Regions from separate parts of the Mus musculus genome. Here region 2 is linked to region 1. The links are chromatin loops, found by intact Hi-C in ENCODE. Cell type or tissue: left cerebral cortex. All regions are shown on one strand. Each heading gives the region's core, and the rest is flanking DNA. Links, peaks and the distances in the headings are about the cores only.

What was found. Hi-C counts contacts between places; a loop is a spot of excess contacts. Peaks named below come from ENCODE experiments on the same cell type or tissue, not always from the same donor. Only the 100,000 strongest peaks of a DNase experiment are listed, where the experiment ranks them.
Region 2: a loop joins it to region 1, with 2.5 times the contacts of the local background. A loop is called at or near these places in 2 of 42 quality-filtered maps.

What each region holds. Positions count from the first base shown.
Region 1 is chr9:9,096,896-9,104,786 of GRCm38, forward strand. All of the region lies in intron 4 of Arhgap42 (Rho GTPase activating protein 42), which reads right to left. Among named protein-coding and RNA genes, the nearest start is that of Gm16833, 140 kb to the right of the region's middle. In left cerebral cortex, for the core only: no CTCF peak of the experiment used is centred there; DNase peaks (open chromatin) are centred at 4,291, 5,141 and 5,411; H3K27ac peaks cover 1,490 bases.
Region 2 is chr9:8,918,643-8,923,642 of GRCm38, forward strand. Pgr (progesterone receptor) reads left to right here. Exons shown (of 8, transcript NM_008829.2): 3 at 3,957-4,073. Among named protein-coding and RNA genes, the nearest start is that of Pgr, 21 kb to the left of the region's middle. In left cerebral cortex, for the core only: no CTCF peak of the experiment used is centred there; a DNase peak (open chromatin) is centred at 2,400.

The DNA.
Region 1 (7,891 bases), core at 1,303-6,302:
GCTATTTGTTAACTAATGATGCCCTATTGGACAGTAAAACCATGCCAGGAAGTTTGGTAAGGTAGAACTGGTTGAAATCTGGGGACTCCATGGGCACACACCTGAGGCTTAGGTAACTCCCTACTCCCTGCCAGATTCCTGACTTGGAACACATGCCATTCTCCTCACATAAAAGAAACATGTCCTGTAATCCCATAGGCCCAAAACAGAGTTCTCCATGCTAATGAGGCACCTAGAGGTCCAGAGGGCTTAGTCAATAAGTTTCCCTTTCTAGACATTCCTCTCTGCAAAAGATCTACCTTGACAATGGGTATGGTATGGTATTGGTATGGTATGGTATGGTATGGTTTGCTATGGTATGCATCTATTTTCTGCCATGAAAAACAATAAACTGGTTAGAACCATGGACTGCCTTTTTCATCATGATCTGCCATGGGGAGCCATGGAGAAGGTATTTGACTACAGGGTCCCAGCTTAATTCTCAGGTATAGGCCTCTCTGCACTCCAAGCCACAGCCACCACTAAGCAAGCTTCCACTAAGCTAAGGACAGCCACCATGGGACAAGCCAGAGCTCCCTTTTCCTCCAACCCCATGCCCAGGGTCCCCATCGGCCCCTGACTCTGTTCTCAGCTCTTCTGTGATGAGTGCCTGGATGTCCAAGAACCCCATAGCTGTGGCCTCACCTGGGGACCCTTTGAATCAGCTCTGCCTTTCCCACATCTCAGACTGTGTTTACCCAACGGTGGGGCAGAGCCTCAGTGCTTCCCTACAGGACGGCACCTGCTTGGCTCCTGAGGTGGCATAGGATAAACACAGTCAAACTCCCTGTGTTCTGCTTCCCCAAGAGGCCATGCCCAGCAGTAGAGTGGACACACACCCACAATTCCACTGTTTGGACCTTGTAGTTTATAGCTAATATTTTTCTTTTAAATGATCCATAAAGCATAGACTTTAAATAAAGGATGGCAAAGAAGTCTGATGGATGTCTTCTTTTGACTATCACTGACCTGTCTTCAAGAGGGAAAATTAGTACAAAGCACCCTGGTAAATCCTCCTTTCATAGTCAATACTATGTTGTCCCCAAAGATTGCTTAGATAGGGGAAATGGCACAGATGCAAATCCAAACCACGGGATTCTAAAAGGGGGAGATTTCACAATAACTAAACATTTACCAAGTTAAGCAATCAGCGATGCTCACCGTTTGAGGTAGCTGTGAGGTGGTCGCTTAGAAAAAGTCTGTAAAGAAAGATATTACTCCAGATTCCTCACACAGGATTCACCAACTCCTCAGGGAATGTCTCTTTCATACACACATATTTTTAAAGAACTTTTTTCCTTATACGATGTCTTGGTTTTAATTCAATAAATCAAGAAATCAAAGATTGAAAAGTTGACTTGGGCTGGGGAGATGGCTCTGTGGTTAAGAGCACTGACTGCTCTTTAAAAGGTCCTGAGTTCAAATCCCAGCAACCACATGGTGGCTCACAACCATCTGTAATGAGATCTGACGCCCTCTTCTGGTACATCTGAAGACAGCTAAAGTGTACTTAGATATAATAATAAATAAAATTTTAGGCCGACAGAAGCGAGTAGAGATTCTGAATTCAAATTCCCAGCAACCACATGATGGCTCAAAACCATCAGTACAGCTACAGTCTACTTATATACATAAAATAAATAAATAAATAAATAAATAAATAAATAAATAAATAACTTTTTTTAAAAAAGTAATGACTTATAACATACATTTCATAATACATAAGACCCTGTCACATCACCAGTGTCATATGGTTTCATCAAAATCCTTCAAGATCTGGGCTGAAGAGATAGCTCAGGGGTTAAGAGCACTTGCTGACATTCATGCTGAGGACCACAGTTCTCTTCTAGCCCCCAGAACCTTATTACCCCAGCTCCTGAGGCACCCTTTGCTCTCTTCTGGCCTCTGGAGGTACTGTTCTCATGTGCGCATTCTCAGAAACACACAAACATGTCATTTAAAAAACAAAATCTTTTAAAAAAATTGCTATTATATTTACTTATCCAAGGTTACACAATTTCAAGTCGTAAAGATGTTACTCTTAGGACTTAAAGGGTCCACATATGTATGACCGGTGCACGTGCTGGAAAGGGTACGGAATTCATCTTGTCCTATTGCCTCTAACTTAGCCCACTGGGAACAACTTGGCTACAGTGAATTAGATGAGGGTGTCAAGGTGGCCCCAAAGCACTTTAGTTGTTGTGGGAACTTTAAAAGGTTTCACATTTTGTAGCTTGAGCTCCATGTACATTTATAACTTTGCTGTGGCTATAGTCCTTTCAGACTAATTTAAAGAATTTCATTATTAACCTTTGTAGTTGCAATAAAAACTATAAAATCCCAATCTGAACTTAACTTGGCAATTATAGACCTCTATGATCTTTTTGTTATTTTTTAATTGACCAAAGCAATTATATATGCTAGCCAACAACAAAACATGTTAAAACAAATTTAGGGGAAAAGTTTATGATATAAAAAAAGGTTTAGAAACCAATTTCAAGTTTATATAGATACAAAATAATGCAACCACTTGATGAAAGCTAAGTGAAAGGCTTTCTAAATGGAAGGAAAAGAAACTGCCTGTAGCTATCCCAGCCACATGGTGAGCCTGACTTAACAGACTCTATGAACACTGAGATTGGAATACACCACGGGTTCAGGAAACAGTGGGCCCCACAGATTGAGTTTAGGTTGTAAGTCTTGACGGCAAGTGGCTTTACCACCAAGCTATCTCACTAGCCCATCTTGGCTGAGCCATCTTACCAACTCCTCTTTGCCTATTTTAAAAAGCAGTATGGCAAATCCTTATAAATAACCTAAGAAAGTGGTCAATATAAAAAAAAAAATTCCATAAGATTCCATAGAAGATTAAGCTGTGACCAACACAATTTGCTCTGTATACATATGAACTGCTTTTATAAAATCTACCCAATGGTTCAACATTAGACTTACTGTGCTCAGTTCTAAGATGTCAAGGGAAAGTGACCGCTAGGCTATGTCCTTCTCTCAAGCATGTGTCATGGGAGGAACAGAGGAACCAAAGCTTTGGAGTCTAAGAAAATTTGCAATCCCAGAATTTTATAAGCACTCCCTTGTCTGCCTGTGGCACAACTGGACCATCTTTGGGTGCTGCCAAAGCAGCCTTAGACCAACTGGCAGTTGAACGAATGAACAAATTCAATCATTCTAAGTATAGCCGGTCATGTTTCTAGACAAATAACCAGGAAGCAAGGGAAATGGGTTGGCTTCAACTCAGCAAGACCATTAACCCAAAATACTGAAGCATTTTCAGAATGGCCAAAACATAGAGACTAATTGTCTATAGGGTCCTAAGCCACACATGGGACATCTATATTATATGCTGTCCCCCAAGATTCATGGACCTTCTCAGAAGGAGATATAGAAGAGTCAGAAGTTACAAAGGACTGGAGAAAAGCAAAATCTTAAGTTCTGGATGGGACTACAGCATCTGTAGTTGTCTGAACAAAACTGAGCCAATCAATTTTCCAGGTTTGGGAAGCTTGTTAGTCTACTGATAGTGGAGAAGCTGCTCACATTAGGTGGCTGCTGGGGGAAGTTTTCCTAAGGGTGTAGCCTCTGGATAGCAAGTTTCAGTAGACCTTACATGAGGAATATATGGGTAGCACAAATTGGACTCATTGGATCATGGAATAACTAACTAATTTTTCAAAAGTAAATACAAACTAGGGAAGAGTAGGGACAGCTGGTTCTGTGATGAATTAGAGGGACAGAGTAAACACGATCAAAACTGATCATAAATATGCATGAAATTCTGAAAACTCAATAAAAGATCGTATTAAAAACCCTCTTTCCAGGTTTCCATGACCACCCAGGCCCTGATTTTCTACACTGTTTTTGCTTGTTTGTGTGTTTGAGACATGAACTTGATGTATAACAGACAAAGTTTTGATCACTCTCTCCTATATTCTGGTATCGCATGCTTCAGCCACCACACAGAGCATCCCTCAGTGTTTTTGCAGTCTTAGAATTGCTTTTTGCAGTCTGTCCACCCTGGAGACTGAGGCAGAATTCTGACAGTTTTTTGAGAGCCCATCCTCAAAACACAAACAGAAAATATTTCACATTTCTCCTGAATCTCAAAGTTGCTCTGAGTCACTGTTGGTTCTCTGGGGGAGAACACCGACAGAGATTTTGGAAACATTTTGAAATAGGAGCCATAAATTTCACTATGGAAAAGTCACACTGGAATGCATAAATTGGGAGGGAAGTGTACAGAGAGAGGACCTGACAAAACTCTGCAAAGTTCTAGAGCTCAGCCTGGGTGATGTCATCGTTGGTGACGTCATCAGCAAGATTCCCCTCTGGCTCCCACCAAACATTTTTGTGCCAACTTGCTAGCTAACAGTAAATGGATCATTTCAGCATTTTTTATTCATTAGTTTTATAGACTTGCTTGTGAAGATGAATTCCTAGGTTGTACTAAAGAAGGCCCTCAGAAAATAAACGTGACAGATTAAAAGGGGAAGAAAATGTTACATTGATTCAGTTTTGAGGTATTCTGAAGGACCATTATAGCTTATGCTAAAACAAAGGCAAACCAACTAGCCTTGACAGATTGTTCAAAAGCTTAAGGATCCATTTTAAAATGCCAGGAGTGATGGTACGTGCATGTAATTCCGGAGCTGACGAGGCGGAGAAAAGAAGATCCCTAGGGCTCACTGGTCAGGCAGCCTGAACCGCCCCAGACTGCTTTCTCAAAGAAACCAAGGCAGATGCTTCTGAAGTGCACACAGTCTTCTAATTGTGCCCGTGGTGACTAGTTTTAATGAACAGCTTGACTGGGTTACGAAACCGCGAAGGCATTTGTAAATCACTCTTTTGCATCTGGAAGGACGTTTTCCAGAAAGGGTTAGCTGAAGCAGGAAGACCTGTCCTGGATGTGGGTAGCAACATCCTGTGGGCTGCCATCTTAGAGTGAATGAAAGAGGAAAAGGGAGGAAATGTTCAGGGCACCCACATTTCCCCACTTCCTGCTTCCTAGAGAAGTGAGCAAGCAGCCTCATGGGCCATCTGTGACAGCCAACCACCAGCCATGCTATCATCGCACCTTCCCAGCTACAGCCTACACCCTCAAACAATGAGCCAAAGAAACCCTTCCCCACTGAAGTGGGCTCTTGTCGGGTATCTGGTCACAACAAAAAGAAAAGAAACAAACAGATTGCCTCCTTTAGGTGTTAATTATATTGCAACTGAGTTATAAGGAAGAGCTCCAGGTACAAACTGTTCAATTTCAAGCATTAAACATTTGAGTGTCGTCTAGACAAAATAAACCACCCTAGATAGTGTCCTCTAAAATTATACTGCATTCTGACAACTACGCCTACTTCTGCAGTTGTCTAGGTCCCACACACAGAGCCACAAAGCACATCATTACTTTCTGCAACCCCAAGTACTAAAACTGTCTCTTCACTTGTCTATGAGGTTCCAGCTGACTGGTATAATCTTTTCCTGGCATGTCCAAGGTCTGTTTTCAGTCACCAACATTGTACAAGGGAAAAGATAGTTAATATCCATTCATCTCCCAAATCAAGTATCAAAGGCTACTAACCTTCAGAATTTTAATATTAATGAGGAAGCAGACAGAAATTACACCAATACCAATATCTACACCATATGTCTCTGTACCAACTACTGGGCATTTCTAAATGAATACACCAACCGGAGCAGCTAAGTTGGACAATAAATGAAACCTTGTGACCTGGGCTACAGGCAGTGTATGGATGAGGCAAGTCTCCACTCAGAGCAAAGACCTCTGGATCCCAGGCTAAAACACAAGCTGGCCATTTGAATCCAAGTTTTGTTTTAGACTTCATGCCTCTTGCTTAATGACTTTCTCAGCTGAAAACCATGAGAGCAAGGGAAAAGAATCCTAAAAGATGAAGGAGACAGGAGAATACAGGGTAACATAACATGGAGGAGCTCAGATCAGGCGGGAAGTGAAACTGTTTGCACATCTCTGTCTGTCTGTGCATCTGTCTGTGTGTCTGTGTGCATGTGTGTATGTGTATATGTGTATCTGTGTCTGCCTATCTGTCAGTGTTTCTGTGTGTATCTGTCTGTCTGTGTCTCTCTGTGCCTCGTGTCTGTGTAGACAAGAGGAGAGAGAACAAGCAGAGGTTACCCTGGTGGATTAAAGGCCAACAGAATTGGTTAGGGTTGTAAGGCTAAATCAAGGATCTACATGTGGGGAAGGGCAACTAGACAGACAGAAAGACTACCATCTTCTGTTCCAGGAAGATGTCCACCGTCACAGGGATAAGCATCAACCAAAGCAGCAGAGACAAAAGTTCAATGAGTAAATGAATAACATACAGTAAGAGGGAACATGATTCTCTGTGTGATTGCTTTCCTAATGCAAGGCTGTGAGTATGTTCCCTAGAATCCATGTGACAAAGAGCTGGGTGCTGGTGGTGCCAGACAAGATGGATGGAAACAGCCAGAAGTTGTCCTATGCATGCAACTACTGGGCAGATAAGTCAAACCAGGGTGAGGCATTCTTTAACAGTTCAGTCACCTCCCTAGCCATGTTAGTACTTCCAAATTGAGCGATGAAGCTATGCACAAGGAAAGCCTCTCTCACCAGAGCAGATAATTCCACAAAAATGGGGGCTTGGACTCCATCATGCATACAAATTGACTATGGTGTGCATTAATTTTAGAGAAGCACTTAGTTTAAGATGGGACCAAAAATAGCTCTTCTGTATTGACAGAGATGACAATCATGTCCAGATCCACACTAGGATTTCAGAGGGAGACTGTTGTTGTTGCTGTTGTTGTTGTTGTTATGGTAGTGGTGGTTGTTGTTAATGTGGTATGGGGGGTGTCTGTCAGTCAGTCTGTCTGTCTGTCTGTCTGTGTAAACTAGAGTGCCGCACGCAAGAACCATCTCCCTTCATTTTTATTTTATATTACCACTTATAGACCCAGAGCTTGCCAAGGATAGTAGCCACTAGGGAAGCTCTGGGGTTCCCTCTCTCTGCCATCCCAGCTCTACAAGCACCCAGATTTTTGGTTATATGGATTCCAAGGAGCACACTCATGGCCTTGCACTAGCAAAGCAATCATTTTGCCAACCAACCCATAACATCAGCCCTGGGTCAGACCAAACCGGGAAGTTACAGAGTAGTTTCTGCCTCTGGATATTACGTGGAGAACAGATTGATGAGGCTGGGGACACAGGTGAGTCCTAATAGACACAAACCAAAAGGAAAAAGACATCTCTGTGCAAGAAGGGACTGAAGACCAAAGTCACGAGGAGGCTACGCGCAGGCTGCTTCCCATAACCTCGGGCCTTCACTGCCACCTTTACGTGTCAGTCATACAGACATACCTGGCAGAGCCCACATTCAAATTAACAATTACCTGTTTGCAAGCTGTGTTTTTACTCCTCTTTAAACTATCAAATCTTATTTCACATACTCAGGATATAGTCAAAAAGAGATGAAGAATTTAAAGAGAAGCCATTTTTATATCCCATGAAGCTTGACTGGGTAATTAAAGGAAATCCAGTACAAGGTTCCCTTCCAAACTCCAACTGCATAGAGATCTAAGCTAAGAGGCACAGCTAAGGCACAGAGGTCTGCATGCAGTCATTTTCCCAAACCAGTCCTGCTCTAAAAGACATCAATTACATCCCCAAATCTCCAGAGGTCAAGTGACCTCAGACACCAGAAAGAAAGTCAAGGAACGCTAAAGCTTCTATGAACTTGAGTTTATTTATTGGATTCACATTCTTACTATGTCTGATTTCACCCTGTACCCATCACATACCAAGAAAAATTGAGCAAATATTACTTAACATTCTACTTGT
Region 2 (5,000 bases), core at 1-5,000, 180 kb before region 1:
ATGCAGTTGCTAATTCCCTTTGACTTAGAAGGTCTTATTTCCCTCTGGCTCTTATATTCTTTCTGCCTCCTCTTTCATGGGTTTCCTGAGCTCTGAGGGGAGGAATTTGATGGGGACATTTAAATCTGAGTGTCTCAAGGTCTCTGACTCTCTATGTAATATCTGGCTATGGGTCTCTGTATTTGTTTCTGTATGTTGCAGGAGGAGGCCTCTCTGGTGATAGATGAACTAGGCACTGAAAAAAAATACAGAGGAATATCATTAGGGGACATTTTATCTCTACATTATTTTTCCTTTTTTAGACCAGTATTATGTGGGATTTCCATAATCATTGGGCTGTCTAGTCTTAGGTTCTTGATCACACAATCAGTGCTACGTATGGCTACATCTGGTAGATTGGGCCCTAAATCAAATTAGTTATTGGTTAGTTACTTCCACAAGTTTTGTGTCACCATTGCCTCAACATATCAGGCAGTATACCCTTGTAGTAAAGGGGTTTGTGGTTGCCTTGGTGTTTATGTTACTTTTTTTATTGCACGCAGATTACTTTCCTGTACCAAAGGAGCATGGCATGAAGGCTCTATGTAGACACTAGCTCACTATCATGTTCAATATAGGTATTGTCTTCAGCAATGTGTCCTTGCTAACTGTGGAGAGCAACCCTATAGCACTGGCAACAGACTGTGTTGTTTGGGGATTCCCACTAGTCCCTTTGGCCAACAACTTAATTAGATGCAACCTAATCCCAGTACTGGGAGCTTGGCTGGGTGACAAGAGATGGCCAATGGGGATTCTGTCTCCCCCAATACTTGGAGATTTTATTTAGATTATCTTCATGCATGTATATATTTTAAGAAGTTTCTACTGCATTAGGTTGCCATACTACCCCTCAAATGCCCCTTAATTTTAGCTGTCTCTTCCCATAGTCTCTCCCACAACTCCCCATGGCCTCCAACTCCCCACTTTTGTGAAATGAGTGGGTCTCTGATTCCAGTGCCTTCTTTTCCATCTGTTGGTTTGACTTGTCCAACTGTGATGTGATAGTTTTTGTTTTATCTTACTATATTTTATTTTGTATTTTAAAAAAAATGAATGAATGAATGAATGAATGAATGAATGAATGAAAACCTAGCTACAAGAGTAAAAGTTGACAACTGAACTGCCATTTATACATGCTGGGAGAGGGAAAATCTGTTTTCTCTATTAGTGTGGACACTGGTTATATCAGTCACGCAAAGACAGTCCTTATGTTCAGGAGTAGTTGACTAACACACATGGATCCCATGTACTTCAGTGTGGTTTTCTTTTGTGACAGGTTTGTTTTTTCTTTTTCCTTTTCGTGTATGGTTTTATTTTGTTGTCTTAGTTGGGGGTTGTTGCTGTATAGGGGGTTTGAGAGAGAACTGAAATCTGAGTGTGTTGGCAGGAGCAGAGGCTTTGGAGGGACTTGAGGGCAGGGGAAATATGATCAGAGTATATTTAAATTTAAAAGTTGTTTTAAACAAGAAAAATATAATTTAAAAATCACCATGGCAAAAAAACGAAAAGGATGTTTGAGATATCTGCTATGATCTATGCTGATAGAATGAATGATTTTAAAATGACAAAGTAAATACATAGTCAACTGTGAAAAATAAAAGCCAGAAAGATACCCGAGAAATCCAAAGTTGTTATCTCACTTCCATGTGCATGTACCCACCCAACACCAATACACACATACACAGATGCACACATGTACACACACAGACAAACACACACATGCACACACACACATGCATCTGCACACACAAACACACACATACACAGACACTCATGCATGCACACATGCATGCACACATGCACTTACAGACATGCACACACATACACACACATATGCATACACATACACACAAATGCACACATGTGTATTCTTATATTGTACTCATGAATTATATTGTAATTCATGGTATAGTATTATAAAAGGCAGTGGGTTATATATAAAATGGTATATAATAAAAATGCTTGGAGAGGAAAAAATAACCATCTTAATTTACTATGCCTAACAATACATTCAATTGTATAGGTCACACCCCTGTGTATAACTATATTCGGATGGCCATATGGGAACAATAAGCATTAAGATGCATATATTTATCCAACAAATGTTTATCAACATTTTATTAGATAAATGTGTTAAAGCATTAAAATTCAGCTTCCACCATGAAAAATAGGCATGCAATTGTATGAACAAGCATTTGGCCTATAGAAAAACACCAAAGGTTTTCTGGGATCATTCAGGTTAGACTATATGGAAAAGGATAAGCAGATCCTTAAAGGATGAGTCAGAGGAGGGAAGGGAGTCAAGAAGTGTGGGAGACACTTGTAAGATAGGGATAGTTAGCATGCTAGACTCTGAAGAACACAAAAAGATATACATAATTTAAATGAAAAGGGGGGGCTGAGGTAGCATAAGGACCCAGCCATGTATGATGGTGTGAGCCTTTAATCACAGTGCTGGAGAGGCAGAGACAAATGGCTCCAGGAGCTTACTAGACCAGCCAACCTAGTATATTAGGTGAGCACCAGGACTCAGAGGGAGATCTTTTGTAAGACACTAAAGGTTGACTTATAGCCTTCAACTGCACCCACTGATACACACACATACACACACACACACACACACACACACACACACACACACACACACAAATAAATACAAAGGAAAAACATAATATAATGTAATAGTTGCTATTTCTTCCCTTCTTTTCCCATTCTGAAATAGATGATAAATTTCCCCAGGAGAAATATCATGTTGTGTCATACAATTCAGGAAATTCTTCCTCAAGTTTCAACATAGACAGGTGCTGTAAACATTAATTGGGAGCTAGACAGCATCTCCTATTGGGGTTATCATTATGACATGCATGTGGTTAACTCCTGTTGGAGAATTGTGCGGGTAGATAGCTAAATAGTTTAATAGATTGCCTTGTTATAGACATGCAGAATAACCATGTAATATTGGACCAAGGCAAAGTTATGTTGTACAAGAAACAAGCAAATAGATGTAGCAAATGCTACATCTTAAAACCTGCATATAAGCTGGGAAAGATTGTTATTAGAAAAGTGGAGGCAACAGATGTTTTACTGGACTGTCATCCCCAAAGTTTAAGACTGTATAGATTTCCATACTAACACTGGAACAAATCCAGTCCATTTGTTCTTGACTTTTTAAAACCTAAACATGCACCCAGGTACCTAAAGAAATGATACCTGTAATGAAGTCCCTTACATTCTTAATGCCTGGAAGTTCTGGGCAGTTATTGAGCTACAGAGGCAGTGTCTGGGCTCCATGCTACATTCATAGGCAACTCTTGTTGGGACTGCGTGAGTGCCATGTTCCTTTAGCCAAACAGACTACATGGAGACTAACCTGTAACTGTACCTTAGGGGATGGTGTTTCTGCTTCCAAGTTCTGATGGCCCAGCACTTAGTTGCAAAGATACTCATCATTAGAATGAACTGAGCTTCCAGGCCCTATGGATCCACTAATACCATTTGTGCATCCAGTCCAGTCTTCTGTAGTTGCCATTAGAGTGGCACATTAGAGGAAATGTGGGTTATGTCAACCCATTAAGATTGTAACTTCATGTCAGTGTGCTCAACTATCAGAATGCCCCTTGCCACTTAAAATTAAATGCTGGACTACCCAGCTCTTTACCTGCCATGACATAAAAATTGTATTCAGTTTAATAGTCATGGCTTCCTTATTTAGATGTAAACTTCTGTTTAAATGTTTTTAGCACTCACTATTATCTCATTCAGACCCTGAACTCAAAGGTGAGGTCTCTCTCATTTGCAGCATACAGTGGTGGCCAGCAAAAGGCAGGCTATAAGGACCATGAGCCTGATGCTCTGTGTAGACCTTTTGACTCTGAGTCTTTATAACTTGTGAATAACTTGTACTTTTTCATTTTTAGGGCAGCATAACTATTTATGTGCTGGAAGAAATGACTGCATTGTTGATAAAATTCGCAGAAAAAACTGCCCAGCATGTCGTCTGAGAAAGTGTTGTCAGGCTGGCATGGTCCTTGGAGGTAATGTTGATGTTTTCATCAATAGTATAGTGTGGCTTGCACTTTACTATAACACTGAGTCAGAAGGATCTCAATATTTTTATTTATTTATTGATTTATTGATTGATTGATTGATTGATTTATTCACTTTGCATCTTAATCACAGCATCTCTCCCCTCCTTCCTCCCAGACTCACCCTTACAAATCCATCTCACATTACCCCCATCCCTTTTCCTCAGAGAAGGGGCAGTCCTCCTTGGGTACCACCCTGTCCTGGGACATCCAATCTTAGCAAGACTAAGCACATCCTCTCCCATTGAGGTCCAACCAGATATTAGGGGAAGGGAATACAATGGCAGAGTCAGAGACAGCCCCTTCTCTGCTTCAATTCTTAGGGGGCCGACATAAAGCCCAAGCTGCACATCTGCTGCAAATGAGTAGGGAGCTTAAGTCTAGCCACTACATGCTCTTTGGTTGCTATTTCAGTCTCTGTGAGCCAATATGGGCCCAGGTTAGTTGACTCTGTAGGTCTTCTTGTGGTGTCCTTGACCTCCATGGCTCCCTCAATCCTACCCCCCTACTCTTCAATAAGACTTCAAAGTTCTACATGGTGTTTTGGTTATGGTATATGGGTTTATTTCTGGAAAGCAGCTGTGCATCTGTTTTGATCAGCCACTGGATAAAGCCTCTCAAGGGATAGGTATGTTAGGTTCCTGACTGCAGGCATAGCAGAGTATCATTAAGTGTCAGGGGTTGGCTCTTGCTAGTCTCAGACATGTTCCCCACCAATTTTTGTTCTCACACCCAGCCCTCTCCCATCCTCTCCCCACACCTGATTCCCATCCTTGTTCTCCTCCTTACCTCCTCCCTCATCCTGGTCCCTTCCTTCACCCACCTCTGATGTCTATTTTATTTTCCCTTCTGAGTGGGATTCACACATCCTCCCTT